Regions from separate parts of the Homo sapiens genome. Here regions 1 and 2 are each linked to region 3. Evidence: chromatin loops called from intact Hi-C (ENCODE). Cell type or tissue: heart right ventricle. All regions are shown on one strand. Region 1 has its middle 57 kb from the start of LRRC74B. Region 2 has its middle 49 kb from the start of LRRC74B. Region 3 has its middle 4.5 kb from the start of MIR649.

Evidence for each region. Hi-C counts contacts between places; a loop is a spot of excess contacts. Peaks named below come from ENCODE experiments on the same cell type or tissue, not always from the same donor. Only the 100,000 strongest peaks of a DNase experiment are listed, where the experiment ranks them.
Region 1: a loop joins it to region 3, with 6 times the contacts of the local background. A loop is called at or near these places in 9 of 110 quality-filtered maps.
Region 2: a loop joins it to region 3, with 6 times the contacts of the local background. A loop is called at or near these places in 9 of 110 quality-filtered maps.

What each region holds. Positions count from the first base shown.
Region 1 is chr22:21,101,677-21,104,176 of GRCh38, forward strand. It overlaps the pseudogene BCRP2. Among named protein-coding and RNA genes, the nearest start is that of LRRC74B, 57 kb to the left of the region's middle. RefSeq lists enhancers at 736-1,707, 1,156-1,205. In heart right ventricle, CTCF peaks have their summits at 1,285 (motif pointing right) and 1,500; DNase peaks (open chromatin) are centred at 501 and 1,305; H3K27me3 peaks cover 1,339 bases.
Region 2 is chr22:21,093,608-21,096,107 of GRCh38, forward strand. No RefSeq gene overlaps it. Among named protein-coding and RNA genes, the nearest start is that of LRRC74B, 49 kb to the left of the region's middle. In heart right ventricle, no CTCF peak of the experiment used is centred here; no DNase peak of the experiment used is centred here.
Region 3 is chr22:21,037,561-21,040,060 of GRCh38, forward strand. No RefSeq gene overlaps it. Among named protein-coding and RNA genes, the nearest start is that of MIR649, 4.5 kb to the left of the region's middle. In heart right ventricle, no CTCF peak of the experiment used is centred here; a DNase peak (open chromatin) is centred at 1,074.

The DNA of each region.
Region 1 (2,500 bases), 64 kb after region 3:
AAAACTTAGCCAGGCGTAGTGGTGGGCGCCTGTAATCCCAGCTACTTGGGAGGCTGAGGCACCAGAATCACTTGAACCTGGGAGGGCGGAGGTTGCGGTGCTGAGATCATGCCACTACACTCCAGACTGGGCGACAGAGTGAGACTCTGTCTCAAAAAAAAAAAAAAAAAAGTGACATAATTAAAAGAGCCATCATCTATGGCCTTTAAGTGTCATGTGTGTGCTCATCTTTCCTTGCTTTACTACTCAAAGATTATCTTTTCCATGTGACCTGCTCTTTCCTGCCTCTGTCACCACCAAACATCAAAGCCTTAAGTTTTGTTTGGCTGTTTGTTATCTCTTGAGAATTGAGCACCAGAGCTATTGGGTGGGCTTGATGTTGACCTACAATGCAGGATGTCTGTGGGCATGACTCTCTCCTAGGCACTCACAGACACTTGAAGCTGGGGACTGAGGTCCTCTAGTGTGTGTCTGTGGGGGTGAAGGAGTGCACCCTCATCCTCCTGCACTTTCGGGTCTTGTAGCAGCAACTCCCTGTTTCTGTCCTTTCTACTTACTGCTGGTTTCATCACACTCCCAGGGTTAATTTAAAGAACCAGCCTCGGTGTGATGCACCTACAACAAACAGAGCCACTTCTGTGGGGAGCTCTGGAGCTGGGATGGCCCCTCAGAGTCTAGAGGTGGTGAGAGCGCTGGAGCTTCATCACCGTGCTAACTGTGTCCCTGGAAGAGTGAGGGAGCTTGAGTGATTCCTTACCCAAGGGCCGTCATAAAAGGTCTCAGCTGATGCCTACTGCCGATCACATTCAGCTATTTGGGAAGAGATGTTCAGTCCTTAAGAGGACATTATTAGTGGACATCACTCTTTCCACAAAAGCCCCAGTCTTGTGTTACTTAGTCCCACTAGCTTCTTTAAAGAAACCCCAAGAGCATTTCCTCCAGGAATCTGTTTGATCTCTTTTCCTGGGGGAGATTTCCAGGTGATTCTCATTGGAATGAATCCTAGGTCCTGTTGCTGCTGCTGGTCTCACACTGTGACTGATGCTAAGTCCTTCTCTTCCACCACCATTCTGGATTTTCCTTGCTATAGCCTAAGTGTTTATGTCTCCCCAAATTGTCAGCGTTGGAGCACCAAGAAGACAGGCAGCACTGACAGTAGCAGAAGAGTAGGAGGTGGCTGTGGCACCCCACGCCGAGCAGGAGCGGGAGGAGTTCCTGGGCGATGGGGCCGCAGCCTGGGCCGATGCTGACCATGGGATGAGATCATTCTTCACTCTGCACCGTGACCATCAGGGGGCGCCCCAACCACCTTTTCTGCCCCACATCGTGCTCTTGCAGTGTTCTCCCCGCAGGTGCTGCATGGAGTGAGTGGCGGCATCCACCGTGAGGAGGAGAGGAGCTCTGATACCCTCAGGACCCGCCAGGAGGGGCATCACGGAGGCTTCTGGACGACTTGGAGCTGTGTCCTGGGGAGAAAACCGCTCCTGTCTGGGCCCTGAGTGCTGAGGAGGAAGCTGCCATGCACTTTTCCCTGGCATTTTTCCTGCATGGTGAGTACAGAAGCTTTAGTTTTCTGGTATGTTCTGTTCATTCCTCTCCTGTTCTCCCTGGTTTTCCTCTTTCTCTTGTAGTGTTTTAGTATTTATTTTACAGTGGTATTCATTCTCTGAAGGCTTTTGAGGGTGTCAAGTGTAGCAGACTGTGGTATTTTTAGGGGTTTAAGACTTTTTCTGGGTGGGGGGGAGGGGGGAGGGATAGCATTAGGAGATATACCTGATGCTAAATGACGAGTTGATGGGTGCAGCACACCAACATGGCACATGTATACATATGTAACAAACCTGCATGTTGTGCACATGTACCCTAAAACTTTAAAGTATAATAATAATAAAAAAATCTTGGTTTTTATTAAAAATAAATAAATAAATAAATACATTTCTAGTTCTGAAAAAAAAAAAAAAAACCAAACCAACAACAGAAAAAGACTTTTTCTGAGGGAACCTCCCCTGTGTAGAGGGAGAGAGAGGGAAGCCCCGCTCAGGTTGGAGTCAGGGCCAGGCCCAGTTCTGGCTGGCTGCCTCGTGTCCAAGCCTCAGAGGGAGGATTTGCATTGGGCCTTGCTGCATTTTTAAATCTTCGTTCCTGCCATCAGGACCCAGGGGTCACTCTTCTTCACTTTTGGGCAGCGCGTGTCCTCTCGTGTCCCTCCCACCGTGGCCGCCTGACCAGGGGCGAGGGACTCCTCGGTGTGGGTTTTTTGTCCTCTTTGCAGAAATGTCTGTTCTGGGCCTCTGCCCAGTTTGGGGTGGATTATTTTTTGTTGTTGTTTTAAATTGCTATTTAGTACTGTTAATGTGTTGTATATTTTCGGTAAGAACCCCTTAGCAGTTATATGATTCCTCAAAACTTTCGTCCAAACTTCGGGCTCATTTTTTCCGTTGTGGCACAGAAGCTTTTCAGTTTCTTGTAGCCTCACATGGTTGTTCTTGCTTTCCTTGCT
Region 2 (2,500 bases), 56 kb after region 3:
CAGGGGCACAATGCACTGTGGAAAGCCACAGGGACCTCTGCCCAAGAGAGCCTGGGTATTGTCCAAGGTTTCCCCCCACTGAGACAGCCTGAGATATGGCCTCGTGGGAAGGGAAAGACCTGACCGTCCCCTAGCCCTACATCCATAAAGGGTCTGTGCTGAGGAGGATTAGTAAAAGAGGAAGGCCTCTTGCAGTTGAGATAAGAGGAAGGCCTCTGTCTCTTGCATATCCCTGGGAATGGAATGTCTCGGTGTAAAACCCACTAGTACATTTGTTCTATTCTGATAGGAGAAAACCACCCTGTGCCTGGAGTTGAGATATGCTGGTGGCAATGCTGCTCTGTTACTCTTTGCTACACTGAGATGTTTGGGTGGAGAGAAGCATAAATCTGGCCTACGTGCACATCCGGGCACAATACCTTCCCTTGAACTTATTTATGACACAGATTCCTTTGCTCACATGTTTTCCTGCTGACCTTCTCCCCACTATCACCCTGTTCACCTGCCGCATTCCCCTTGCGGAGATAGTGAAAACAGTAATCAATAAATACTGAGGGAACTCAGAGACCGGGGCCGGTGCGGGTCCTCCATATGCTGAGCACCGGTCCCCTGGGCTCACTGTTCTTTCTCTATACTTTGTCTCTCTGTCTTATTTCTTTTCTCAGTCTCTCGTCCCACCTGACGAGAAATACCCACAGGTGTGGAGGGGCTGGCCCTCTTCACAGGCCCCTCCCAAAACCTGGCTGCATCAGATCTCCCCCCACCCCTTCACTGCTTGAGTCAATTTGAGTGAGTCTGTTACTTTCAGCCAAAAGTATCCCAAGGAATTTAGAGCCTGAGAGAAGTCCAATGTCACACTGCAGGCCAATGAAGAACTATCCTCTTTCTGCTGACTCTCAAACGCAAAGTTCTTTGGGGCAAGAAAGAAACAAGGAAGAAAAAAATCACTCACATCTGTTGAAGACTTACTATGTGCTAGGTATTTTGGAATGTCATTTATTTAATGTTTACCATGGCAGAAGGTAGATTTTATTCTATTAGCTTACAGATAAGGAAACTGAGGCTCAGATATGTTGAATAACTTGTCTAGAGAAGAAATGGGGATTATATTTAATTATTTTAACAAATTCCATGATTGTCAGTTACCTCCTGTTGCTTTTTTTTTTGAGACAGAGTCTCGCACTGTTGCCCGGGCTGGAGTGGAGTGGCACAATCTTGGCTCACTGCAACCTCTGCCTCCCGGGTTCAAGTGATTCTCCTGACCCAGCCTCCTGAGTAGCTGGGATTACAGGCATGGGCCACCACACTCTGCTAATTTTCTATTTTAAATAGAGATGGGGTTTCACCATGTTGGTCAGGCTGGTCTCAAACTCCTGACCTCAGGTGATCCACCCACCTTGGCCCCCAAAGTGCTGGGATTACAGGCATGAGCCACTGCACCCGGCCCCATATTGCCTCTTAAAAGGTGTGCTATCAGCATGAGGCTGTTGAAAGATAATAAGGTAGCCAGTGAGCACCCTAGGAGGAAGGTGACTAGTACGTTGGCAGTCAGCCTCTTGAAATCTTGTAGAGTACAGACAGAACCAAGAGTTGAGACAGCCATGTCTCCCCCACATTTTAAGACCATTCTCTTTCTAGAACTCACTCACTGCCTTCTGGTTGCTTTAGGACTCCCAGTACCCACCCAGACAGCCCCAGCTCCAGCCTCTGGAGACATCTCCTTAGTGGGTTCTCTGCATGCCCTTCCATCCTTGGGAAAACCCAGAACAAAACCAGATCTTCCAACAGAGGCTCTGCAATGGAAAAATCCCAGGGGACTGAGGTGCATGATCTGCTTTGGAGCACTCAGGGATATCTGTCTCCTCACACTGGGCTGGTTGTGGTGAAGGGTGCACCGGGCTCTTTTAATGTACACATCTGGATTGAACTGAGATTCCCACAGCAGATTTCCTAATGGTGAGTGGAGGACAACAGATAAATAAATATAATTAGGAACAGTATCCAGACTGACGCATGCTGAAGAGTTTCAGCAGGTACCAACAGATATATTCAGGAGTCAGAGAAGCTTGGGAAATTCCCATAGTCATAAATTGTAATCTCCGGGTCAAGTTAGCTGACCATCAGAAATCATCCTGGCAGGTCTTTTAACACTGCAGTTTCCTGAGCCTGACTTCTGAGGATTCTGATTCCATAGGCCTGTGGTGTATTTGTCATTTTGAGAAGCCTCCAGGGGGATTCTGACAACTGGCCAAACTTAGAGAGATTCACAAGGCACATTGTCACATTAAAGGCACTGAAAAGTCCTGTAATAATGACACCCACATCATTTCACTGAACCAGTTTATCAAAGTTACTTGAACACAGATCTCTCCCTCTATATATTTTGTACACCTGTTTTTACAAGGTCTACTGCTCAGGGAGCTTGCCAAGATTTCCTCTTAATAATTCTATACTAATATCATAAATCCAGGTTTTTTTATGTCTTTCCTACCATTTTGTA
Region 3 (2,500 bases):
GGCTTATGCTTGTAATCCCAGCACTTTGGGAGGCCAAGGTGGAAGGATCACTTGAACCCAGGAGTTGGAGGCTGCAGTGAGCTATAATTACATCACTGCATTCCAGTCTGGGTGACACAGACCTAGTCTCCAAAAAACAAAAACAAAAAAAACCAAAGGAAATATGATTTTTATTCTAGTGCAAAGCTTGAGGATGGACACCCAGGAAACAGCTTCCAAAGGGTTGGGGTCATTGCTCCAAAGTGGGGAAGCTAAGGTTTCACTCATAGAGGCAGAAACAGTGTCAGCAGGATTGCAACATCTTCTGTACAAATCCAGTATGTTAGATTCCATTAGTACAGCTTGCTACATTCCAAGGAAAATTGTTTCAACATTCTGTGAGAAGAAGTCAAGCTCTGAGGTCATCTTATCTCTGATGCTGCTCAGACATTTCTAACCATTTACAGGGAAAAGCAGAAGTTGCAACTGCATGCTCCATGCCTCAGGCCACATGGCCACATTCCTCCTGAGGCTCATAATAATGTAAAGTTCCAACAGCTTGGTGGTGGCTCACGCCTGTAATCCCAGCACTTTGGGAAGCTGAGGTGGCTGGATAACTTAAGAAAGGAGTTTGAGACCAGCCTGGCCAACACAGCGAAACCCCGTCTCTACTAAGTATACAAAAATTAGCCCGGCATGGTGGCGGGCACCTGTAGTCCCAGCTACTCAGGAGGCTGAGGTGGGAGGATTGCATGATCCTGGGAGTTTGAGGCTGTAGTGAGCCATGATTGCAGCACTGCACTCCAGCCTGGGTGACAGAGGGAGACCTTGTCTCAAAAAAAAAAAAAAAAGAATTATTTGATTTCACACTTCCGAATTTGGTATTTGGCTCTGCATACATAGTGGCTATTGACCCACAGCCTCCCAGAAATAAGGCTTGTTTTCCATGTCTCTGTTGTGTGGTTTATCATATCTTGTTTTATGTCTTGAGAACATGGCTCTGTGACCAATTGAAATATTCTCTTTGGTTTCTGCCAGCTGCAGGGGTTGGGAGGACAAGTCCTTGTTAGGCTGCTAGCCAGCTGCCCAGGAATCAGAAACACAGTGTCTCTGTCCAACGGTTCCAGCTCTCAGAGGAGTTTGTCCTACTTGTCTCAGCTTTCATTGCCTTGATAACAATTAGGATATTTGCCTGCTTAGGCTATCTTGAAAAAGACTTTGGATCTTGAGGGGGATTGTATCTTTTCCAGCCTGTTTGGGATGCTCTTCTGTGCCTCCAGTTAAGCCAGAAAAGGCATACTGATTTTAAGCCATAAAAAGGCTTATTGGTTTTGAGTCACAATTAAAGTAGGTATAACATTGAAGATTTGGACTTTTGAATCTAAAAGCTTTTTTTTTTTTTTTTTTTAAGACAGAGTTCCGCTCTGTTGCCCAAGCTGGAGTGCAGTGGTGCAGTCTTGGCTCACTGCAACCTCTGTTTCGTGGATTCAAGTGATTCTCCTGCCTCAGCCTCCCGAGTAGCTGGTATTACAGGCATCTGCCACCATGCCTGGCTAATTTTTTGTATTTTTAGTAGAGACGGGGTTTCACCATGTTGGCCAGGCTGGTATCGAACTCCTGACCTCATGATCTGCCTGCCTCAGCTTCCCAAAGTGCTGGGATTACAGGCATGAGCCACTGTGCCCAGCCTAAAAGTATTTTTATTAAAGCGTGCTATTGGCCAGGTGTGGTGGCTCACACCTGTAATCTCAACCTTGTGGGAGACTGAGGTGGGAGGATCGCTTGAGCCCAGGAGGTTGAGCTGCAGTGAGCTATGATCTTGCCACTACTGCACTCCAGCCTGGGCAACACAGTGAGACCCCATCTGTAAACCGTCCCCCCCCACAAAAAAGGGTGCTTTCATCCCAAACAACCGTCCTATTGGTAACTAGAGAAATATCAAATTAAAAAGAAGACACAAAGAAATATAGGCCAGGCACGGTGGCTCATGCCTGTAATTCCAGCACTTTGGGAGGCCAAGGTGGGTGGATCATGAGATCAAGAGATCGAAGCCATCCTGGCCAAAATGTTGAAACCCCATCTCTACTAAACATACAAAAATTAGCCGGGCGTGGTGGCGTGCGCTTGTAGTCCCAACTACTCAGGAGGCTGAGGCAGGAGAATCACTTGAACCCAGGAGGCTGAGTTTGCAGTGAGCCGAGATCATGCCATTGCACTCCAGCCTGGGTGACAGAGCCAGACTCTATCTCAAAAAAAAAAATAAAATAAAATAAATATGGTTAGCTTTAGGGACTTCCTTTAATCTTCCTCAATATTAAAGAACAGAAATCAGATGTAGAAAAAAAGTTGAAATCTGCACCCTCTGTAAATTATCCTCCTCCACCCACCTGTGCTCTGCTCAACCCCCAAGTCCCTGTCCCTGATCCCCCAGAAGGTCTTTCGGATATCTGGGCCCCTGACTTACACTTACCCTCCTCAAAACTTGGCCCTATTCTCCTTAGCAAATTTCTTTTAGACCTAA